Linked DNA regions of Mus musculus: regions 1, 2, 4 and 5 are each linked to region 3. Evidence: chromatin loops called from intact Hi-C (ENCODE). Cell type or tissue: heart. All regions are shown on one strand.

Region 1 (5,000 bases), 430 kb before region 3:
CGGCATAGCGGAGCCGCAGAGGCTTCCTCCTTCCCCGAACTGCTGGCCGTTTCAGTATGAACCAAAAGGGTGTGCAGGGGCCAACTGGCACGACTGCGCAACTAGCAGCAGGATTCTCCCGGGAGCCACAGAAGCGCGGGCACGCCTTAGGCTCAGCTCGCTGCAAAGGTTGCGTTGGGCATGCAGTCATCGGCGGGGTCTGTGCCCGCTTCCCTCTGGGCAGAGAAGACGGCTTTGGTGACAGGCTGATTACTGGGAGGGAATGAGGCTCTGTGGTTCCATGCCAGCAGCTGACCGCCCAGGGACAGGAGATGGAAATACCGATCAGCAAAAGCCACATCCAAACCTCACAGCCTGGACCTCCGAGTAGGCTGCAGAACCAGCCCTGCCAGACGCTGCCCTCAAGCCATGTCTGGGCCGAGGGAAAGGCTACAGTTGCAGGAAGGAACGAGGGAGGGTGGCTGTACCCTTACGAGCTCTGTGAAGGAGTCCCGGATATGGAGCGGATTCCCGGTTCCTTCCCCTCCCTGCCTCTCCCGTGGCCTAGGACAAGGCTGAGGTCTGGACTGTTCCAATCCTAACTGGATTGTTCAGCGGAGGATCGGTGGGAGTGGTGTTGTGTTTTGTTTTGTTTCGCTACAATTAAGGAAGATTGCTTCATAATCCTTTAAATGTTTTTAGCCAAGCGTTATTTGCATAGCCTGGCCAGCAAACACGTGATTAACACTGCAGAAAGAGAGAAGGCGAAGGGAATGACAAGGCTCTGTGACTCAGGAGGCACAAACAACAACATCTGCACCGAGGAATGAGGAACAGGGACAACTGTCTCTTGCACGAAGAGAACCCAAAACTTGCAAACTGGGAACAGGCTGGGACAAGGAGAAGCTGTGGAAATAGGTTGGAAGAGGCCATCGGTGCTCGCCTGATTCCTCCTTTTCCCTGTCTACCCTCCGAAGGCAAAGCGTTGGATGCCCGTAGCATCTTCAAAACGGGTCCACTGCCCTAGTAATACACGGCAGAGACTTGGTACCATCCCAAACTCCCAGACCAACAAGAAAACCAGCTATGTTTGTGTGGAACTGTATGGAAATTACCAAATGCAGGAGCGTGGCTTTAAAAGGAATGCTGTCATCAATATTTACTGGGTGATGTTAGATCACGCCAAACATCAGTGTGGAAAGGCTACACTACACGGAGGCAGTTAGGATTAATATCACTTCTCAGAAGTGCAATGAATGAGCTGCCACAAAGCCCCAAACCTGATGGTTTTGTTTTTGGTTTTAAAGTAAAAGAAACCTTGGCCTCAAGATTCAGAGTCTTGGAACAATGTCTTCTCATCAAGGAAAACTCATTTCATATTCTCCAATGAGAACTTGGAGATTGTCCAACTCTCAGAACTCTCAGGCTACATATTCATTCATATTTCTCCCCCAACCCCTCTGTGTGTGTGTGTGTGTGTGTGTGTATGTGTGAGCGCGCCTCTCTCTCTCTCTCTCTCTCTCCTATTTCTGGCCAGTCCTTTCATACAGCCATGTCTGACACCCTATTCAAGCCTTGGATCCTCTCTAAGCTTACATTTTCTTATCCTTAATGTTTATTAAACTTTCTATTTTCCCACTTAGTTCTGAGATGAACTATTTGAACTCAAGAGTTGAATGAGATTGTCAGCGGCGGCCTTCCTTTTAACCTTTAAATACCAAGGGCAGCTCAGGCTCTCCCAGAACAACAGTAGTAACAAGATAGTTTTCAAACCGTTTTCCTAGCTCTTTTGGAAAAAGGCAAGCAAAATAACAACAAAACCAACCAAACAAAGGGAGAACTAACTGAACCAGGAAGTCTTAGGAGTGAGGCGAGAAGGCAGTGCCACAGGACAGTGGGCAGAGGTCTTAGCAATCTGCTCTGGACTGAAATGCTCTGCGGCTGAGTCCATTTTTCCTCTGGAAAACGAATCTTCCTGGGATCTTATTCTGCAGTGACCAGGAGTGACTGTCAAAGCTCTGTGAATGGATTTCAGGATGTGTGAGTGGCACCTCCCAACTTTAGCTGGCTACTTTTTTTTGTAACCACTTGCATACTTTTGGTCAACCGCTGTAAAATAAACAGTCCTTCCCAAATGTTTTTGTTGTCTTTGACAGCGCAGCAATAATTCACTTGGAATGCTGAGGAATGGAGTCGCACTAATTGCGTTGGGAGGCTGGCTTTTATGATTTCTACTCATCAAATTGTTTTCATGTGAAGAGATTCCAGAGCATAAAACATTCTGGAGATGTGTTAAAGTTTACAGCTTCACTCCGAGTTCCCATCGAAATACCTAGATGTGGACATGTGTGTATGTGTGGACACGCACCATGTGCATAAACAAATCTATATGCACACTGAACTTATATCTGAAATGATAGTCCTCTAAGACATTTAGTGGTTTTTGTATTTGGGCTTTTGTTTCAAACTTGAGAAGTGTAGCTTCTAAATTATGGCAATTTTTATCCATGCAAATGAGGGTTTAAGTTAATATTTATTCCTCCTTGGAAAAGTCTGGAGGAAACATGTCCTAACATGCTTTATGCTTATTTAGTTAATACTCTTGGTCCATTTTCTCTGGATCATATATATATATATATATATATATATATATATATATATATATATATATATCAAGCATAATATCATTTATTCAAAAGAGCTTGACTTTCCCTTGGAGTTGGGATTATTGATATAGGTTATTGATGTAGATGTATAGAACAGAATAAATTATTCTCCTGTGTCGGGAATGAAAGGAAATAACTTGAGAAACCCCACAGACTCTGTGCACTATTACCCAGGATACTTTTGTGGAGGGCAACGTTTGCAGGAAGAGGCTGAAGTCTGGATGGTTTTGCAGTTGTATCTTCCAGCCTGAACAACATGACTGGAGCCTTACAGTTCCTGATTGGCATGGGGAAAAAAAATCTTGCACTGAATTTAAACGCAGAGGCTGGGAGACTCGCAGGCAAGTCATCACACCTGTGTTCCTTCACAGCCATCCACCCTCAATGCCTGGGCTGGCATGGGCTTCTCCAGCAGAGAGCAGTGAAGCACCACAGGAGACTGCAAGCTAGGTGCCCCACCAAAGTAGAACCAGCAGGCCTAGCAGACTCACAAAGCAATTGCATTTACAGATCTAAAAAGTAGATACCTACACACACATACAATTAATGCACTGGAATTATTACATCATCACATATATTTAGGTAGTTACCTATTAATGTCCCTTGGAAATAAGGAAGATAATTGGAAGGGAAAGAAGTGTTTTTCTGAAAGTGGCTTTCTCTTTTAATTCTGCCATCTCACAAGGCTGCCTGCCCATTTACTACAGTGTTCTCTCATTTGTATTCAGGATCACCTAATGGCTGCTCTTGACTTCCCCAGCACCTACCTTTGCAGATCTTCCTGCATCCTTTGCTGACAGCACAAGGAAACCTTGGGGGATGAATGGTAAAGCAGTGCGTACAGGACTGGAGGCAACACTGTTGCAAAAAAAGATCCATTTCTGGAAGACTAAACCTGGCTTTCAATGGCTGGAGTTCAAATGGAGGTGTGCATGGGCAGGGCATGGGAAGGCTGCTTCCAGGTGAAGTGATTTACGGCATTAAAACCGGACTTGTTTACAGTGTAACACCACACGGACTTGTTTACAGTGTAACACCACATGGACTTGTAACAATGTAACACAAAAGGGTACCTGCTACGCAAATCCCTCACTGCTAAACCGGGGTGGGGCAGTGCCTTGCCATAGGGGGCGCCTTGTAAGTAGGTTATTCTTCCAATCAACAAGCCCCATGACAGAGTATGAGTGGCACAGTTGCGCATCACTGCCTTGAACAAAAACAGCCATTGTCCCCAAAGGACGCGGGAGGCTTTCCAGTTCCTCCGATGTGGCACACATGATCTGATCTGTTACTTTTCTCAGGTGCAAAGAATGTAATCTTTTTTCCTCTTTAAAGAAAAGATATCAGGGAGGAGATCTAAAAATCCAGATGCATCATTCACTTGCTTTACTGACGTGGGAGATAAGACCATCTGAAAACATTACACACAAACTTTTGGCCAGTCCCCACGCCAAAACCGTTCTCCTCTTCCTTGTCTTTCAAAGCACTGGACTCAAACCCCAGCCTCTGTATGCAGACTGCCAAAATACAAAGTGGAGCCCGGGGCCCTACACGTCAAAGGGGAGAGGGCAACATGGCGCTGTGCCCAAAAAGCACGCTGGAGTGCTGAGCGAACGTTGCAGGAACCGGCTCACATCAAAAGTTACAGCCCTGAGTTTTAGTCTTCCCAGAGACCTGTGTCATTCGACCTTGCTTTGCAAGCCCTGCTCAGCCATTCTATCTGCTGGTCTTGAAGAAAGCCACTCCCTCCCTCTCTGCCCTCTCCAATGTCCTCTGAGGAAAACCTCCCAGCAAAAAAGAAATATCTCTGGAGGGCAGACAAAGCTTCAGCTAGACTCAGTCCACCACAGCTTCCTGCAACTTGAGGCAGAACTGCAGGAGACACAAGTCTCCCCGGGTCAGCTGCCTGCCACTTTGTCTTTTCCCAGGGGTTTGTTCAGAAAGTCTCTAACTAACTCTTTCTTTCTCCCCCAACCCTGTTTTTATGTTGTTGTTGTAGTTCTCTCTCCCTCTCCCCCACCCCCAACCCCCCCCCTCTCTCTCTCTCTTTCTTATCAGTTCAAACAAGAACAATGAATTCCTCAGGCCCACAAGAATGTGACAAGGTGTCACCAAAGGCAACCAGGAAGGTGATGTATGGCCCATACAGCTCCCATAAATCACTTCACAGCCAGAGCTACAAAGAAAAAGCCAGCCACCCATAGCTGAGTTTGAAGCCCTCAAACCCTGCTCCAGCTCCAACGTCCTTGAAGAGGCTCACCTGTATAGACACACACACACACACACACACACACACACACACACACACACACACACACACACACGCTCACACAGGCTCACCCAGGCATACACAGC
Region 2 (5,000 bases), 280 kb before region 3:
CATATCCTTTAGTAGGATATGTTCTGGCTTACTAATTTTTTTTGGCTCCACTAATTGTTGGCTTCCAACTATACCATATGTAACAAACATTAAATAGAGTATCTATTTCAAATTAGTACATTTTTTTCAATTTAATCACTTGACTTTTAAATTTTTATTTCTTGATATTTAATATTTTCCCCCATTTTCATTCACTGTTCACTTTAATAAAAATGGTTTGGTTTGGTTTGGTTTCACCCGCTGAGAAATTTCATGAAGAAATGGTGTCTATAGATGTTAAAATGTTAAAATGTTTGTTCATTAGGTGGTTTTAAATGTCTCTGGAACAACTGCATCCTTCTCATGTAGGAATGGCATATGGCCATTAGCAGATGAGTCTGGAGAAAACTGTGAGAAGATGAGCCCAGCAACCTGCACCTTTCATTACTAAGGCTCTTTGGGTGGGGACCTTCTGCCACTCCACTGATTTTTGGCTATGACACCATTAGAGGAAAGCTTCTCTTTCTTATAACATCTCTGCCTGTGTCCCAAGATGGAAATGTCAAAGCAGAAAGTATTGGACACGAAGGAACAAATCCTGCCCACCTGATAATATCAGGGAGAAAGGACCAAATGATCCAAATGCCAGCTCATCTGGCCATTCGCATTCAAACCACCACAGGTGGGGAACATCGTGCTAGGTGAAGAAATGCAACTTTACACAGTCCTGTTGGAATTGGGTCACTGGATAAATCAGGACTCTTTGGAGAAGGCCAGCCTTCAAAGGATGCTGCCACAGTATTCCTTCTTATCAATACCTGGGATCGCTTTGGTTAGCTAATACTCACACTATCCACAAAATATTCTAAATTTCAATTCCTTCCGTGATGAAAGTTCTTTTCAGGATAAAGGTGGTTAATGTGATGATGGATCTAGGGTAATCAAAACAACCCTATAAAGTCTAATGCTTTTTAAAAAATATCACCCCCTGTCATTCTTACTACAGTTTCCATCTGTATACCTGGTCTCCCGGCCCCCAAACTCAAATACTGAACAATGGTCTCCAGCACAGAATCGTTCTGAGGCGGGGCCTTCAAGAGGTGGTTAGATCACAGGACTTTTACTCCATGAATGCATTCATTCATTTGTGGGGTTATAATTTAGTGAGCTCCTGGGAGACTGTAGAAAGCTTAGGAACTGGAGCCTAATTGGAGAAAGTGTACCAGTGGGGTTGGGTCTTGGGAAAGGGGTCTACTCTTTATTACACCTGGCCCTTTCCTTTTCTCTCCCCCCACTTTCCTTCCCAACTTCAGTAAAGTGGGCAAACTTCACCGTGTTCTGCCTCACTCTGGGCTTGGAAACACAGGAGCCAAACAGCCATAGACTGTAAATGGTTTTGCCTAGGTATTTGTCACAACAACAGAAGGATAACAGAACCCTAAAATAAGGCGCAGAGGTAACCGAAGTCATCCACCTATAACATAATACCTGTTAGAAGAGGGACAACCAAGAGAAAACAACGTAATAAAAATCACGTGTGCCTCCATATGTAAATACACAGACAGAGAGATACTGAAGACACAACACAGTGGTTATACGCTTGCACTTACTCAGAGTGAGTAAGTGCAGTCCAGGAGGCCACAAGTCATCCTGTACCAGATGCTTGGTGAAATGAGACAGGAGAGTAGGCATGGGTACAAGGACCAAAGGAACTGATCGCTGGCAGAGCATCCACATGCTGGGCAGCGTGGTCTCCGATAGTCAGAAGATGGAAGTCTTCTGATTCCAGTATGGAAAAAATGTCAATGAAAAATAAATTCCAAGTCTGGAAATACTCTTGCAAGTGAGCTGGTCCGTGTTTATAACTGTAATGTCAAAATAATTCTCAATGTTATGACATGGATTAGGGAGGCAACAAAATATCAAAGAAAAATGTCCCATCTTTTAAGACACGCAAGCCTTAGATCTCTCTTAGGATGTATTTCTGTGACATCTACAGATGCAGACAAATAGGTTTTACAGTCCAGCTGAATCAAGACTGAGTGGAGCCTGGTAGCTGTGGGCATCACTTTCCAAAATGCAAATGGGTCTCACTGGGAAGGATCTTAACAAAGCCAAGCTATCTTTCTTTTGCTTTTTGGTTGGTTGTTACTCTGAAATTTCAGCATATTTTAAGAGTGTTTTAAATACTTTGTGTCTCTATGTGAAGTAACATTTAGGGTTAGGCTCAAGTAGTTGCAGACAATTTTTCTTTTATATGACTGTTTGCGGGGGCCGGGGGGTTGTCTAAAGAGTGAAGATTTGACCTCCTTTTAGAGTTTATTTACTCTGCCTTTTAAGGCATGTAGCAATCCCACTCTGTGAAAGGCTAAGGAGTATGCCTTGCAAGTGTGGAAGCTAGTGTACCCAAGCATTTCTGAAAAGGCCTCTAGGGGGCAGTACCACCACTACTGAGAACCAACAAGATGGATGCTTTTAGTAGTGTTACCATAGGCTGATTTCTACCAGCTTCTCTTGTTTCTTTTTTATTTTAATTTTTATTTGTTTATTTATTTATATTTGGTTTTTCGAAACAGGATTTCTCTGTGTAGCCCTGGCTGTCCTGTAACTCACTCTGTAGACCAGGCTGGCCTCAAACTCAGAAATCTGCCTGCCTCTGCCTCCCAAGTGCTGGGATTAAAGGCATGTGCCACCACAGCCTAGTGCCTCACTTGTTTTTTGGTTGCCTAGAAACTAACCCATTGATTCCTATCCTGTCTGAGACCCTCGTGTGAGATTACTGGCTCTCTTGAGTGGCCTTCAAGAGCAATGTGTGAAGTAGAGGCCCTGGCACCAAGTTGGAGAAGATCTCTCTCTTCATGAGATCTGGAGAACTAAGCCAGGAGACAGACAGGCTGTCTTCGAAGCAGAGCCAAAGCAGCTTGTTCCTGAACAAGTGTGGGACAAGTGCAGAGAGAAAGAGCCTATTGCAAGACTCTAAAAGGAAGCAGTGTTCTCCAGCCTCTGATGTGCCTTATAGCAAGTAATAATTTCAGAGTCATTCAGAAAGATAAAAGTCTACTGTTGGAGCCTTGTGTGCTAAGTTGGTATGTTGAGTTCAAGTGAAAGAGAACCTGTGGTTGTTTGAGTAACTCTTGAGTTTAATCTGGAAAAGTAGGCTCTGACTGCACGGAATGTTGAAGAACTGGGTAAAACAGAAGAAATGGAACCCAGCTGGGTGGGTGGTAAGAGGGGGGAGGGGTGAAGTAGAAACTGTCATTTGTCAAGAACAAAGTTGAGTATGGTGATATATTCGAGCCTATAATGTACAAAGTATTTGAGTTCTTATTAGTTTTCACTCTCTAAGTAAATCACGGGAACTAAGGCTTAATTCTTAGTGTCCCAAACAGAGGGCAAGCAGATCAAAATTTCCAGGTTTTATTTTCAGTAAGTAAAATGTTGGGGAACGGTCTAAAGTATTCCAGATGGAACGTGACTTGAAGCGGGAGGGCAGGAAGGAGGGAGAAGGGTGCGCTGTTTCTCACCTTGACTTTACATCTGTTATTACTTTCTTATTTTCCTGAAATACCAGACTTGTCTCCACAAAAACAATCCCCTCTTCATGCACACTGCTCCCGAAGTTTCCCCTCCAAGAACACAAAGAAAGCAGAAGCAGACATGTAAGATTCCTTTGTTTCTAAACCTATCACTAGGATTGATTTTATTTGAGCGAGAGTTATCCTAAACTTCAATATCGCCTTATTTTTCAACAGAGCAATCATATCACTGCTTAAAGAAAGGGGTGTGATGTCAGGGTGTTTCAGTATAAACAACAACAACAACAACAAATCTCATTTTATGTTAAGGAAACCTTACACTTCACAAGCAGCACAATAGGACTTGTGCTGAACACTCTTTTCAGGCAAGATGCAGTAAGGAACCCATTTATTTTTTATTTATTTATTTTTTTAAATATTTTTTTCTTTTTTTTTAAGATTTATTTATTTATTATATGTAAGTACACTGTAGCTGTCTTCAGACACTCAAGGAGAGGGCATCAGATTTTGTTGCGCATGGTTGTGAGCCACCACGTGGTTGCTGGGATTTGAACTCGGGACCTTCGGAAGAGCAGTCGGTGCTCTTAACCACTGAGTCATCTCGCCAGCCCAGGAACCCATTTATAAAACCTAGAAGACATCATTATTTCAATGTGTGTGTGTGTGTGTGTGTGTGTGTGTGTGAGAGAGAGAGAGAGAGAGAGAGAGAGAGAGAGAGAGAGAGAGAGAGAGAGTCAAAGAGACAGAGAGAGAGAGACAGAGAGAATGCAAAGAAACAGAAATGCTTTTAAAATGAAAAGTTAAAAAAAAAAAATCTGGGAAGCCATGCTTGCTGGAAAAACATTCTGTGGTCTCTTTGTTGGTTTGCTCGTGTGTTAGACTTAGAAAAGGTATTTTTAGTCTCTGGAGATGTTAGCCAGGCAAAGATGAGGTTTCCCATAGTGAGGCTTCCTGATGGCCAGACAGCGTTAGACAAGACCCATGATGCTATGACCCAAGTACAATAGCTACTAAGGTCTGTTTCACCTGGGTGATAACTAGCAAAACATTGTTTTTACACCACATGGGCCCATTCTCACTGTCTCCCATGTCCCTCCACACAAGCGGAAAGCTAGGTTAACCCACAGGAACGAGAAAGCCTTGTATACTTAATAAAAACCATGATTGGAAAGATGGTTTAAGAAAAGAAGAAGAAGAAGAAGAAGAAGAAGAAAAAAAGACCCTAACCAGGTTGGATAAATTAAAGCTATCCTTGCTATTTTGGAAATGTACTGTGTTTTCCTTTCCCTTAACTACAACTCAGCAAGCAGGCACACAGGGTGCTGATCTAAGCACCATGCCTCAGGCTGGGGAGAAGTCATTTATCACCCTAGGCCCTGGACCTCACTGCTTGCGTCTCCATAGACCCAATAAATCACAACTGTGTAACTGGACTTGCGTTTCTCAGTGTGCTTGTACATGCTGTTGTTGCCTTCTTTACTGGGG
Region 3 (5,000 bases):
GCATGCTCTGTGGTACCTTACTATGCCCCACTACTGCTAACTCACATTCCCCAAGCACACGGTCATCTCCTGCCAGCTCCACGCCCCGCTAGGTACAGCTACCTCGTCCTTGACACCCTTTCCTGTCCTCTGTGAAATCTGGTCCCAGGAAGCCATCCTGCCGTATGGTGCAGAAAGCAGCAAAACATTTCTTACCCTTCTCCTGCCTCTATAGTTAAACGACAAGGGAGTGTCTATGAGGACTCACAAGAGCATCAGTAAAGTACTTCCTTCCAGCGGCCATCTTCCTGAGGCACTGTTCTGAGGCCTAAGGGGTGTTTGTTTGTTTTGTTTTGTTTTTCTTTTTTTCTGTTTTTCTTTTTTCGAGACAGGGTTTCTCTGTGTAGCCCTGGCTGTCCTGGAACTCACTCTGTAGACCAGGCTGGCCTCGAACTCAGAAATCCGCCTGCCTCTGCCTCCCAAGTGCTGGGATTAAAGGCGGGCGCCACCACTGCTTGTTCACCGACATTCACCCGGTCCACAGACATGCATCGGGTGCCCGTGATGTGACAGACGTGGTTCTGGTGTGAATGGAGCAGTGAATCAACCAGTCAAAAATCTCAGCCTTTCTGGTACTTTACAGGATCCAAGCATTTCCTGTAACAAGAAATACTTTGCCTGGCCACCCCATCGTCCTCTCCGGGTTTTAGCCGGCTGCTCCCTGGTTTCTTTTCTCCGCTTTCTTCTCTTGGATAGCAAGAAGTGGAGGTTCTATTTTACAAGGTTTGGGAAATTTTCGGCTAATGTAACACTTGAGAATTCTGTCTAATTGTAAAAGTAATAATAATAATAATAATAAATGTTATATAACTCTTAGTTTACAGTTGAAGACATGGAATAAAAGGTAGAAAAGGATGCTTCCGGGGCCCCACAGCAAACTGGTAATAAAAACAAACCAGTAAGGAATATATAATTTGTTTCTTCATCAATGCCAAAACTATAGTAAAAGGCTCTGAAACTTGAGGTTAAGTTATATAAAATCACATGGGTGATATTAAAATATTAATCAAGTGGAATGAGTCATCCTGAGATAATATGTATTCTGGCAGTAAAATCTTATAAAATTACAACTGTAAAGATATTTACAATGGTAGATTTTCCTGGCTTGCCTAAAATTCAAATAATCTATTGATTTAAAATAATATCCCGTTCTCTGTAATCGCGTGGCTGAATATAAGCATCATAAAGTAGTGTTGAAGGGAGAAGTATTTATCATAAAAGTTAATATGTGTAACTGTGCAAGTATATAATTTATTAATCCACTGTGTACCTAGTAAATACTTTTGAAGCATTTTTAGATAAGTGATACTTGTGTGGGCGTATTAAATACAGATAAAGGGGGAAATTAAGGCATTTCTAACAGATGTTAAGCTTTCCCATAAATAGTTGCTTTCAAATGTGAAGGCACAAAATATCTACATTTGCTTATTTATCATTTTGTCACTCTGTCTCAATAACCTAGCTTAAATAACTTTAAATTAAAATGTATCCAGCAAAAGGAATCATGAAAAGTTTGATTGCTGACTAAACTGTTTCAGTTGAAACTCTAAACTGGGCAAGACTGATGGTGAAAACCCACAGGTGTGATGGGGCGTGTTCTGCAGTTCCCTCTGGCTCGCTGCTTCATCATGCACAGGGGCTGCGGGGAAGATCCTGTCATTCCTCTCTGATCGTTTCCAACATCTCTGTGAGCATGGGTAACTGCAGAACCAGCCTAGCTAAGCAGTGTCTCCACATTCATCTTGTCCTGACTGTTTGTTTGTTTGTTTGTTTTGTTTTGTTTTGTTTTTCGAGACAGGGTTTCTCTGTGTATCCCTGGCTCTCTGTCCTGGAACTCACTCTGTAGACCAGGCTGGCCTCGAACTCAGAAATCCGCCTGCCTCTGCCTCCCGAGTGCTGGGATTAAAGGCGCTGACTTTCTTATCCTATAGAAGTGTTGGAGACAGTAATGTTTTATATCTTTTACACTCATTGTTATGCTTAATGTTCAAGAAGAAATACTGAAATGTGTTTAAGATATTCTCCATGCCTCTCTTGACTATTCTACTGCACTATGGATTTTATAATTATTGATTTGTTTGCCATTTAACAAAGTTTAGTAAGGCATATGCCTGGCACTTTGGATTTATACATATACATTATTTTGTGACAAATCGGCCTTGACAAAATATGCATTCTCCACAAATGATTTTTTAAACAACACCACATATCAAGTTTTCCATATTAATTGAAGCTTTACTATATTATAAAGCTACTAAATCTTGTTTCAAAAATACTCAACTCATTAATCAACTCATTAATAAATATTTAAAATATAATTTTTCTAGTTTCCTAAAATATTCCATTCATGCAAAAACTGATCCATGCTTAACATTCAACATGTTTAACTAATAACATCTCGAGATTCTATAAAAATCCAAAACATGGCAAAACAAAATGTGTAGTTTTCTTTAATTCTTGGGTGGTCCGCTGCAGAAAATTTAGCTGCATATAAAGCTATAAATTACTGCTAAATCAGCTATTTGGTACAAGATAAGTTAATTTACAAAAACTTGTTTTAGTTTGTAGAGAGTCTACATATGAAAGACATTTCCAAGAAACGTCGGAGTAAAGGGGGTTGGAGTCCTATTGAAAACGAAAAAGGTTTCACTCTACGCATATCGTCGGAACACGGTATAGGCAGGGAAAGTGTGGTTCGTAAATCCATATGTTCTTAACTGGATATTCCTTACATACTTTCAGATTTTTACAATGCACCTATGTGTTCAATGCTAACACTGCAGTACAAGCTGTGAAAGAAATGTAAAGCCAGCGCCACCTACTGGAAGGCAGGTGTAGCAACCAGTCAGCTGCTTTCTAATTCTGTTGCAAACTATGCAGAAACTTGTCTCTGTTTTTAAAGTTATCCCTCTTTAAACAAACAAACACACCACTCCTGGCCTGTTAGTGTATATGGCATGTACGAGGCCCCGCATCAAGCCTGAAGAACTGCATGCTCACATGCACACACACACACACACACACGCTCATGCACACACACACATATCACACGTACACATCATACATATCTGTGTTTCTATGTATTCTTCAAAATGTTAGTATAATTAAAAATCTAGGTGAGATGAACTTGTGGAAATGGTGAGCAGAAAAATCAGAACTGTACTAGTGACAGCAACAGAGAACCAAGGGCTACCAAACCCTGGTCCTTTTCACAGTGGTTTCCTGTCTGCCTGAGAACAGGCTCTGAGCTCCTCTCGCAGAGCCCAGGGGTTTTAGAACAAGAACAATAGAAAACGAGAAACTACAAACACATTGTGTCCACAAAACTGTTTGTTTGATTGGTTGATTTGTTTGTTTCCTAGAAGACCATAGGAGGTGGTCCGGATTTTAACAGGCCTATTTTAACAGCACTAACAGAGACTGTGCTGTTCCAGTGGGTAGGCGGGGTGATTTTAAAGTAGATGTAACACCAGTTGCTGCTAATGAACTATTGTCAGTTTTAATTGAAAATGGTGCTTTTTGCTTTACAGAGATGCTGTTGTGTGCATCTGTACTCAATAAAGTACAAACATACTAATTTGCTCCACAGCTGTGACCAGATGAGCCAGAGTTCTTAATTCTCGTAGTAAGTATAAGAACTATGTATGCACCTTCAAACAACTAATAAACCAATGAACTCATACTATTTTAGAGAAAAAGGCAAATAAATTCTAGATGGTACATATGTGTGTGTGCATTTATATGTGTGTATATATATATTTATATATGTGTGTGTATGTATACATATGTGTATATGTGTATATATAGGTGTGTATGTGTATTTGTGTGTGTATATATGTGTGTGTATGTGTATATATATGTATGTATATATGTGAATATGTATATAGTGTGTGTATATATGTGTGTATATGTGTATATGTATACATGTGTGTATGTATATATGTGTGCATATATATTCGTTTAAGAAATACCAACCACCAGACGCTGTGTCACGTTCTAGAGTCGCAAGCCCCTGGTTCACTAGTTCTCCTCTCACAGAGCATGGTCTTTGTATTTCAAACCCCATTTTCGGAATGAGCCCTTGGGAGTTTTCATTTATTCACTAGAACGCTATCTTCCCAAACGACCTAGCAGTCGTGGGCTGGTTTGTTAAACAGGTCGATGAGGTGACTTCAGAGTCTCAACTGCTTCCTGTGTGCATGGTGTGAAGTGTGGCTTATCACTAGAACTAGAACTAGACCTATCTAGACAGCGCCTCTAGTTGGCCAAGAACTACCATGCTATCTGATCTAAGCCACCGCAATACCAAATTTTCCCTAGGATTAAAACTGTGCATCAAATTTTGCTGCACGATCCCTCTTCGGATAGTCCTTTCATCTTGCTTTAGTGACGAGGATTCTGGTGCTCAAGTACTACCTAGCAGACTTTCCTGTAGGTCTGGAGTAATAATTAATACTGACATTTGCGATGTAATTCACCTCCAGCCAGAAATGAAAACTGTAGCTAAGAAGAAAAACAAAGCACGGAATTCCATGATGGAACAGATTATCTAACTTTCCTTCTTCATTTTAAAGAAGAGGAGAAGGAAATCTGGGCAGGCTCACAGACATGTCCAGGGTCACACACAAGCCAAGGACAGAACTGTGGTCAAAGTTTCTGCTCCGGGCCCGGGGTGCTTTATAATACTTACAGGAGCTGTTGTGGGAAATTACCAAGAAATCCTGAGTGAGAAAAATGACCTTTAATGACAAACATGAGTGAACCATAACTCAGATGCACCTAATAAGCTCTTAGTTAAAATTATGCATTATTAAAAAAATAAGGAGAAAGGCAAGCCAGAGCTGGAAAATGATAAATCACTTCTGAGATACAGGCTTCCAGCAGGCCAGCCCATTACGATCAATCTTAGGAGCCTGTTTCAATTATTATTTCCTTTTAGCTCTGGAGTTATTTTGTATTGA
Region 4 (5,000 bases), 120 kb before region 3:
CATCTCTAACCTGAGTCTTGTCTCTCCCATCAGTGGTTCTCAACCTTCCTAGAGCCTCAACCCTTTGATACAGTTCCTCATGGTATGGTGACTCCCAACTGTAAAATTATTCCATTGATACTTGGTAACTACAAATTTTCTACTGTTAAAACGTGTCATGTAAATATCTGATATGTAACCCAGGTGGTCACAACCCACAGGTTGAGAACTACTGCTCTAATTACTTCACATTGTCTCTCTGCAATAACGTCTGTGCCCTCGGCAACCCTGAATTCTTTAGTCAGTTCATCCGCACGGCCCAATCCTCAACCAGAATAGACTGCCTCTGGCTCTGAGTAGTGGCACGACATTGTCCACAGAGGCTCCATACATTACAACCTGATGCACTATTGTCCCCTCCCTTAAGAGTTAATCTGGCAGAGCGCATCAGTTATTCACCCTGCCACTTCCAGGGAAGCTGATTTGTCTAAAGACCTGCAAGAGGGCTGGAGAGATGGCTCAGCGGGAACACTGATTGCTCTTTCACAGGTTCTGAGTTCAGTTCCCAGCAACCACATTGGTGGCTCACAACCATCTGTGATGGGATCCGAGGCCCTCTTCTGGTGTGTCTAAAGACAGCAACAGTGTACTCACATACATAAAATAAATAATTCTTAAAAAAAAAAAAAGATATGCGAGAACATGGGAGGAATGACCACCCCCTTCATGTGATAACTTACTTCTTCCTCCTCCCAGAATGCCCTCTGCTGATGCAGCCACTTGCATAGCTTTGCAGAACCTGCCTACTCTACGGCCCAGAAACCTCAGTATGCTTTCAGTGACACACTGGACTTTCCCATCTCTTCCCTGAAGCTTGCCTGCTCCTTCTACCAAGCTGCTGCTTGGCTGTCTACTGCTGAAAATGGCAGGGTCCTTGCCTCTTAACTCAAAAGACATGTCTCGCCTCCCTCTCTCCCTCTTTCTTCCTCTCTTCCTCTCTGTCTCTCTGTGTGTCCCTCTCTCTCTGTCTCTCTCTCTCTCTCTGTTTCTCTCTGTGTGTCTCTGTCTCTCTTTTTCTCTGTCTCTCTCTTCCTCCCCTCTTGGCAGCTGCCAAAACTTACAGTTTGTCTACTCTGTTTCTTTTCTCTCAAACTCTAATAAACTTGTCCCAGAGTTTCCTTGGAGTCCATTTCTAAAGTCTTTTATTAACAAGAGTAAAAACCCCCAAGGAGGGAACCCCCAGTTATCCCAGAAACAATAATGCTAGATCCAAGAAAAGGGAGCTCTCAGGGTTCCCGCCTTTCACACAGCTGACCCAAACCAAATAGTTATTTGCCAGTCGCTCAACCATCTTACACCAAACACCTCAATTCCTCCCTCAGCAGCCCATCAGGTGGGTGCTTCGACCTCGGTCTAAGCTCCTGGCACCCCTCTTTCTTCTGGCCACTCATTTGATTGCCCTCTGCATTGCTCCTTTGAGGTCTGCCGGCAGGGTTTTAGAGAGAGTGTGTGCCTCTGCCCGAGGTAACAGGATTTAGCTTTGTGTGATAGGAAGCCCGGCGCCCGCCATGTGCTGGAGTGTGGATGCTCTTTGTTAAGCTCCCGGGGTCTGGAAGGAAGCAGCTATGCTCTTGTTTAATTCCATATGAGCGGCTTTTTTATTTTTACAAATAGTCCTCTTGCTGTTAGGGAGAGTGAGGGGCATAAATCATCATGTCTTTGGCAGCCAGGATTTCGTGAGCATGGTCCTCATTAAAGTCTTTAGTTGCAGGGTTCCTGGAGACCTTGCTTTGATACCAAAAAAACATCAAACTGAAGCGCCACGGTGGGGGGGGGGGTGGCATGGAGAGGAAGGGGTGGAAACTCGGGAGGACCTCAGAATTGCTGTTGGGAAGCAGCGGGGAAATACTAGGCAGCTACCAAAAAAAAAAAAAAAAAAAAAAGTAAAAATTGCAGGAGTTATATAGCTCCTTGCTGCAGAGTCCAATCAGCACCCCCCCACACACACACCCGCCAGTCCCCCCCCCCCAAAAAAAAACCCACAAAGGCACAGAAAGCTACAGCAGCCAGAAGAACGGTCGCTGGAGATGGTGAGGGAGGGGTTGGGGGGAGGAGAAAAGTTCTCGGAGCTTTTCCCTCTCCAGACCTCTGCCCAGCAGGCCTTGGACCTCAAGGAACTAACCTTTTCCTAAGGCCTGATCTCCCCGCTGGGAGGGAATCCAATCCCCGGGCAAAGGTCGCCCGGAATAGCGCTGTGCTGCTGGCTGCGCTGTTCATTCACAAAATGAGCTCCTTTGTGATAAAGTGGGGAGAGCAGCCCGCTTGTGTGCATTCCAGGCTGGTGGTAGGAGAGCCGCCAATAGCCGCCCAGGCAGTGGGAACTCTGGCACTAGCAGCTCCTTTTTCAGAGTCGTAGCGGCCCTTCGGAGCCCCGCGCCTCCAATTCCAAGAAATCAAAGCATGTTTTAAATGTGGGGGTGGGGGGGGGTAGTGTTTGGTGGTGGCAGTTTCAAGGAACCCAGCAGTGACTGTTTTTGAAAAGTGAAAATCCTGGCTGAATCCATCTATTTTGACTGGAAGTCACAAAAATGTACCAGGCAAAGGGCCAGGCACAAGGAGCCATTCTTAAAAATCGCCCCATGGACCGGAGGAAAACCCCTTTGAGTTTTAGGTTTTTTGGTTTTGGTTTTGGTTTTGGTTTGGTTTTTGGTGTTTGATTTTTGGTGTTTAATTTTTCGGAGCAGGGTTTCTCTGTGTAGCCCTGGCTGTCCTGGAACTCACTCTGTAGACCAGGCTGACCTTGAACTCAGAAATCTGCCTGCCTCTGCCCCCCAAGTGCATGTGCCACCACTGCCTGGACCCCTTTGAGTTTTGTGTTTGGTTAAACCAAGATGAGCTGCTTCCAGAGCAGAGAGATTCATTCCTGCTGGAGCCTGTATCCTCATGTCAGTACTAAAGACACACACCAGTTGGTCTTCCCTGCCTGACCAGGCAATACTTTTTCTTTATGCAGACAAGCAATAGTCAATGTCTTTTTAAAGGCCTGAAAGAGGGAGTGTTAGCCAAAGTCACAGGGGAAAGGACAGGGCAGTGACAGAGGAGTCACCCAAGTTCAGCTTTCTGTGGCAGTGTCTGCTGATCCTGGCAGCCCTGTCCTCCCTAGTCACTTCCCAGGGAACTTACAGCCCAGCTTGTCCATTCTCCATTCCTATGTATAAACTGGCATTGCAGGGATCTACACACAACGTAAATCCTCAGTGTCATTTGGGAAACGTGTTACACTTGAAAACCAGTTTGAACATGTGTGCTCGTGCACAGACACACAGAGGGGGTGAGGGGGCAGTCTGGATTATATAGGGAGAAACCTCAGAGGGAAGGGCAGCCCAGCCCCTGGGTTAAAAAGTTCAAGGTTGGGGTCAAGGTGTGCCAGGAAGGGACTGAGGGACTCTGGGAGACCCTGGAGACCAGGTCTGCTCCATTGTGTAAAATATGTACCTCGACTCCTTGTCCCAGGGTCCGAAACCAAAGGACGACCAATTTCTCAAGTCTTTATCTGCGTATAGACTATGCAGGAACTAGCAATATGTGGATGTACGTATGTGTGAGTCTCGTTACCTTCCACCCTTCACAGAGGTCACCAACAATGGGAAGTGGCGATTGCTCCTGGTTCTGAAGGCAGACCTCAGAACTCTTGTCCTTGTATTTCATTTGTGCCTTGGATTGCTGGTTTATCAAAGGGTGTCTGTACAGCAGGACCTCGTAGACTGGAACACCCAGCAGTCTGATGCTTGTACGTCCTATCATACAGCACCATCAGAGAGTCGATCAAGTGCCTAATCTTTCCATCAAGAAAGAAAGAAAGAAAGAAAGAAAGAAAGAAAGAAAGAAAGAAAGAAGGAAAGAAGGAAGGAAGGAAGGAAGGAAGAAAGAAAGAAAGAAAGAAAGAAAGAAAGAAAGAAAGAAAGAAAGAAAGAAGAAAAGAAAACACGCTTGAAAGAGAGCCTAAAGTAAACTGAACCTGCACAAACCCTGCGTGCACAAGATCCAAGATCCGTGTGGAACTCAGAACTCTGACGTCCCACTGCCTTCCTGCAGGAGAATCCCAGGCCTGTCACACTTTCGACTGAACTTGGATCAAGTTCCCTATCAGCATTGTATTCAGGACTGCTTGTTTATGAGATATGGATACATTTCTAAAATCCCCCCCAATAAAGGGAAAGAAGAAAGACAGCGGGGTTCATGAGAGTTCTCAATTTCAGGGGTTAAAAACTTGCTTTACCGTGGCAGTGGAGGCACATAGCTTTAATGTCTGAATTTGGGAAGCAGAGCCAGGTTGGTCACTGTGAGCTCAAGACCAAGTTGTCCTTACAGCCAAAGCTACGTAGCAAGACTCTACTGCAAAAATAAACAAACAAATAAATATTAATCACAAGCCATTTCTGTGTGTGGCTAAGTAGTGTGTCCAATGGGCATTGCACATGCTCAGTGGATGTTAGTCACTATGATCTTGTTGGATTTGTTGTTTGCTTCACTTGAAAAGCAAATATCTCTGGATATAGAGTATTGTTTCCAAGACTGGACTGTGCAGCGGTAGCTGGCTGTCAGTTATGTAGCTGGTTGTTGGGGATCCAGATTGTAAATACATAGTTGCAAATCCATAGCTTGAACACAAATGAGAAAGAACGCCAAACATGACAAGGAATACCTTTACAGAGGCCATGAGAGGGACATCCTTGGCCACACAGTGGAAAATGGTTCTCAGAAAGGACCACTGAGTCCAAGCAATAAATCTTACGATGAACAAAAACAAAACGGTGTCATCTTCATAATAAAAACAATGATAAAATACCATGAATTGTGCGTCAGACTTTCCAATTCAGGATGCATTCTGAAACAAACAAACAAACCAAAAACCCCACGAAAACCCCCCAAAAAAACCTTCTCCCCAAAGCTAGAATGAGATTTGAAAGCTTCATCCTTACAGGAAACAAACAAACAAACAAACAAAAACCTAGAGATCA
Region 5 (5,000 bases), 620 kb before region 3:
GCTGGGCTCCAGAACCGGATCCGATCCCACTTCAAGGGAGCGGTAAAGCCTGGGACACTACAGGACTTGGAGCTCTTCGGATGCAGCCTTACCTCTCAAGTGAGGAAACTCATGGTTCCTTATAGAGTTAAATTAAGGTCAGACCTGGTTTCCGACACGAAGTTCAGATGTATTGGCAGGTCCCCATGCTTGCATTTATTATACTGTAATTTGGGGCTTAAAGAGCTATATGCAGTCCATCCCCAACATCTGGATAGTGTTTATAACGATCACATTTGATCCTAATGTAATTTTGTTGGGGAATTCACTAGAATTCCTCTGTTGGCTACATTACAACTAGACATGAGATCTGCTAAAATATTACCAAAAGTGAATGAATATCCACAGAGACTCCAAAACATAGCTCCATTTCAACCTTCCTATCTTTCCCCAGCCTCTGGCTGCTAACCCATCATCTCATCTCTCTGGGCCTTCTTGCCTCCATTGATAAAATGAGAGCGACCCCTTCAGCAGCGGCCAATGTTTGTCCAGGGTTGTTGTTGTTGTTTGTTTGTTTGTTTTTTCCTTAAAGAGCAGAGGAGGCAAAAAAACAAAACAAAACAAAACAAAACAAAAACAAAAACAAAAAAACAAAAAACAGCCACCTTTCAAAGGTAGTGACAGCGCATGCGCAGCCACAAGGGGACCATCACAGACCTTGCTGATGGGGGTTGGCATGAGCTTGATGGAGATTTTTCTCCCCTTCATTTTCATTTTGATTTAGGCGCTATTCCTTGGGGTCAGGAAGAAGTTATTTGGGAAGTCGAGCCAAAGGATTGGGTTTAAACCGCCTGCCCCATCAATGGAAGCCTCAGATGAATCAAGTCTAACCTTCTAAGGGCTGTAAAGGGAGCCTTTAATTATATGAGATTGGCAAGGGGGACCTTTGGGACGCTCAGCGAGGCAGCAGCAGGACCTCCCAGCCCTGCCCGCAGCGGGGAGATTATTAGCATATTTTATGTACCCTTCCCATGAAATAATCTTAACATTCAAAAAGAGACAGATGGGAAGAAAGAAAGACAGATAGGAAGGACAGAGACTCTAACGGTCTTTAGAGAGGGGAAATTATTTCATTAAAAGTAAAGAGCATATGCTCTTCTGATGCATAGCATGTGCAAGCCTATGCAAATTAGCAAATAGCGGTGCACTCTGAGTAATTTTCATTTCCTTCCCAGCCTGTGACGAGGAATATTCCTTTTAATCAGATTAGATGACATCCTCCTCAAACTTGTGGGGGTTTCAACTTAATTTACCATGCTAAGTAGTTAGGATAATTTGAAATAAAGCAATCAGTGGGCTGAAAAGAATGAAGCCAAACCTTATTTCTGTCTTTATGATGAGGGGCTTCCTGGCTGCCTGAGCCCCACAGGGCTTCTCTCTTGTCCTCTCCTCTCCCTGAACCCCCAGTACCCCAACCTCAGCTGCGTCTCCAATGACCAGTTGCCTTCTTTGATGGCACCTACTTGAATCTGTTTCCCATCGTTGGAGCTTGTCTGAAATGCTGCATTCCACCAGGCCTGCCCGAGACCTTTGGAATTTATGGCCCTGCCTCCAGAAGTGATGGAAAGTTGAATTCACACTCCTTAAAAACCATTTCCCCCAGAGAGGGTCCTACACTGCTGAAGGGATCTTTGCCGTGGCCTGCAGGGACCTCCAGATACAACAGCAACATTCCTTCTCGAGACCTGGATGCAACAGGCGTTTGCAGGAAGGCAACAGCAGGAGAGACCTACCTGAAGGACTCAGCCGTTTATCAGTGATGTGCAGACAGGAGCAGTGTCAGCCTTTGGAAGGACCCAGAAGTCTGTTTGGAGGCATTTCTCACAGTCCTGTAGGCCACGGTCCCTTCTCCCCACAACCCCCTAATTCTCTATTGTCTTGAAGTCAGCAGGGAGTCTGGGCGGTAATACCTGTAAATGCCCCACAGATGGCAGTAAAGGGTCTTGAGGAAGCAATTACTAAAACTGCATCAAGTTTCAGTTTGGACTAGAAGCAGCTAGTTGGCTTCTTCTTTCACAGCCCTCTGTTTTATGGGTGGTAGGGGGAAGGGGAAGGTTTTAATTGCTTAAACTAATTCCCTACAAAGTATTAGCAGATGAGATGTAAATATCAGCCATATTTAAACTGCTAGGGATGCCCTAGCCACCAAGACATAGAAGAGGGAAATTTAACGGTGCACTTTCAAGTATTAAAGCAGAATTCACTTTCTTCCTCTTTTTTCTCTTCCCCCCCCCCCTTCTTCTTCTTCTTCTTCTTCTTCTTCTTCTTCTTCTTCTTCTTCTTCTTCTTCTTCTTCTTCTTCTTCTTCTTCTTCTTCTTCTTCTTCTTCTTCTTCTCCCTCTCCTCCTCCTCCTTCCTCCTTCTCCTCCTCTCCCCTTCCCTGTCTTCTTCCTCCTCCTCCTCTTTCTCCTTCCTCCTTCTCCTCTTCCTTCTCCTCCCCTTCTCCTCTTCCCCCTCTTCCCCCTCCTCCTTCTCTTCCTCCTGACACCGCCATACAGGGTTTGCAGTGGGTTCTGGTTACCAAAGCTCAGGTCCTCTTGCTTCCAATCTTGACACTTTACCTGCTGAGATAGTTCCTTTCTATTTAACATGCAAAAGTACACATGATGAACTCAGATACATATGACGTTTCTCTCCTTCCATACCAAACCCTGACCACTTTCTCATATACGATCAACTACAGGTTCTTGAATGTTCTTTTATAAATAGTTTGGACTTTTATAAATGAGTTCTTTTTTTTTCCCCCCCTTCCAATTGGAAGTGGTTGACAATGGTTCCTTGTTTGTTTGTTTGTTTTGAAGAGTTGTTTTTTATGTGTGTTGGTGTTTTTCCTGCACGGGTGTCTGTGTAGTCCAAGAATCAAATGCCTGCAGAGGCCAGAAGAGGGCATCAGAATCGCTGGATCTGGAGTTACGGGTGGTTGCGTGCACAGTGTGGGTGCTGGGAATTGAATCTGGGTCTCTGCAAGAGGAGGCAGTGGGCTGACATCCTGAGTCAGCTCTCTCCCCCCCCCCCCCCATAATGTTTCTTAAACTGAAGTAAGTAACTGCAGCCGCCTCAGACCTGGGAATACTTGCTATGGAACACACCATGGCTTTATTTAATTGAAATCAAGTGGTTTAACTTAAATGTAGGTGAGTGAGACCAACCTTACAGAGATTATCTCTAAGTGTAGCCAGCTTTCAAAAAAAAAACTTCTTTATAAACAAACGCCCCACACCTGGATCAACATATGGCCTCCCAGAGAGACTTAATTATCAGGTACAATTTTCAAAAATTTTGTTTTGTTCTTTAAAAATAGTCACTGTCACTTCCAATATATGTCTCCCAGCTGCCCCACCACCACACACACATTAAACTAAAACCGAAGGTTACAAAAGACAGATACCAGAATCTGAGGATATTCAAGAGAAGTTAAATAGTGCACAATGAAGCAGCCTGTGTAGCCTTGTCCACACCTCAGTCAGACTTCCTTCAGGTAGTGAGATGGGCCAAGAGGAACCGTTCCAGCAGGACTAGGAAAATAATTGAGAAGAGAAAAGGAAAGGTTGACAGAGAATGGGTTCTAGCACCTCCGTAGGGAAATTTTGCTCCAGTCCGGCCAACTTCAAGTTCTTTGGATTTAAAAAATATATATCACGTATCCCTGGTGTGAGTAGTTGTGTGTCTTCTCTGTTGATGCCTTGTTAAGATGCATTACAATTCTCAAAAATACTTCCAGAGTTGTACAAAATATGGAGCTTATATTCTACCACATTGGGGAACTATTCTGTGCTTTTGTAGATGCTGCGGTATGAGAGGAAGGACTGGGGGGGTCGGAGAGGGGGGACAAAGGGCAAAGAAATAAGAGAGGCACAGAGAGAAACACAAACTCTTCCCTGGATTCCCAGATACCTGTGGCACCCAGCCCTGTCTGGGAACTTCCACAATGTCCATGAGTTATTCGTGGTGATCACGCTTTCAAATAGTCTACATATTCTCATTGTATTTTCTCATCATACGCCATCTATTCAAATAAGAAATGTGTTGGATACCTGTAGACTGTATAGAACACCTGTACCTTTTTTGAGGATGGTGATTTTTATCCCTACATTTATGCTAGTCACCAAATTCTTCCCTATTTTTGAGACATCCCCCAGCCCCACCCCCCTTTTCGAAAGCAGGCGTTTGCTCTGGGAGCCTGGTTACCTTCAGGCTGGCAATGTCCAGCTTCACTGACTTTACTGTCTGTAAAGTTCCTCCTTCCTGGTCCCACTCATGTGTCTCCCTGTGTCTTAAAGAAGTGATGCCAGCTTCCTGGATGCCGGAGGTCTCAGACCTCAGGAACAATGGCACCAAGACCTACAGGAGATGTTGATCTTCACTTAACTTGAAGCAGGAGCTACCAGGATAAAGGAGCTACTTACCAATGTCTACAGATTCCTTCATTTGAATTTAAAACACACTAGATCACCGAAAGAATCCCGTGAATACCTCTGCAGAGCCTGACGTTTGAAAAATCTCACCTCGAGGAACAACCATTCCCACGCATATTCCCAAAGCTACCCAAGGAAAACACCACAAAAGCAGCTTCCGGAATGTTTCAAACACGGCTATGCGTTCATCTTGAGACGTAAAACCCAAATCGTAGATGAGCAGGTTGAAAAGAAAAAGGAAACTCCTGATTATTGATCATCTGATCAACGTCCGCTCTTTTACCACCTCGTTCACCATCCAAACCAAATGGCTAAAGCCCTTTTCTATCACTAATCACAAACTCTGGGCAGTTCAGTCCCCAACCCCCACCCACAAGCTCCCAGAGAAAGTGACTGGACTTCGCAAAGATATATTCCTACTTGCCAAAGTTCAAACTTAACAAAGGATTTGTAAGAGAGATAGATGCAAAGGCGCCATCTACTTCACCCAGATAGCGCATTCACACCCTCTCAGTTCCCCAACCACAAACACACTCGGAGGCACCT

Evidence for each region. Hi-C counts contacts between places; a loop is a spot of excess contacts. Peaks named below come from ENCODE experiments on the same cell type or tissue, not always from the same donor. Only the 100,000 strongest peaks of a DNase experiment are listed, where the experiment ranks them.
Region 1: it touches region 3 in a loop (3-fold over the local background); 7 of 42 quality-filtered maps call a loop at or near these places.
Region 2: a loop joins it to region 3, with 7 times the contacts of the local background. A loop is called at or near these places in 20 of 42 quality-filtered maps.
Region 4: a loop joins it to region 3, with 2.0 times the contacts of the local background. A loop is called at or near these places in 3 of 42 quality-filtered maps.
Region 5: a loop joins it to region 3, with 4 times the contacts of the local background. A loop is called at or near these places in 23 of 42 quality-filtered maps.

What each region holds. Positions count from the first base shown.
Region 1 is chr10:120,428,578-120,433,577 of GRCm38, forward strand. The region is part of intron 3 of Hmga2 (high mobility group AT-hook 2); the gene reads right to left. Among named protein-coding and RNA genes, the nearest start is that of Mir763, 17 kb to the right of the region's middle. In heart, a CTCF peak has its summit at 3,060 (motif pointing right); DNase peaks (open chromatin) are centred at 44 and 564; H3K4me3 peaks cover 576 bases; H3K27ac peaks cover 2,672 bases.
Region 2 is chr10:120,584,964-120,589,963 of GRCm38, forward strand. No RefSeq gene overlaps it. Among named protein-coding and RNA genes, the nearest start is that of 4930471E19Rik, 49 kb to the right of the region's middle. In heart, a CTCF peak has its summit at 2,410 (motif pointing right); no DNase peak of the experiment used is centred here; H3K27ac peaks cover 394 bases.
Region 3 is chr10:120,861,794-120,866,793 of GRCm38, forward strand. The region is part of intron 2 of Msrb3 (methionine sulfoxide reductase B3); the gene reads right to left. It overlaps Gm15910 (predicted gene 15910), which reads left to right. Exons shown (of 3, transcript NR_038023.1): 3 at 1-1,535. Among named protein-coding and RNA genes, the nearest start is that of Gm15910, 6.7 kb to the left of the region's middle. In heart, a CTCF peak has its summit at 2,854 (motif pointing left); no DNase peak of the experiment used is centred here.
Region 4 is chr10:120,743,050-120,748,049 of GRCm38, forward strand. No RefSeq gene overlaps it. Among named protein-coding and RNA genes, the nearest start is that of Gm35182, 6.9 kb to the right of the region's middle. In heart, a CTCF peak has its summit at 2,212; a DNase peak (open chromatin) is centred at 2,262; H3K4me3 peaks cover 1,280 bases; H3K27ac peaks cover 3,029 bases.
Region 5 is chr10:120,245,647-120,250,646 of GRCm38, forward strand. No RefSeq gene overlaps it. Among named protein-coding and RNA genes, the nearest start is that of Llph, 21 kb to the left of the region's middle. In heart, a CTCF peak has its summit at 1,955; no DNase peak of the experiment used is centred here; H3K27ac peaks cover 786 bases.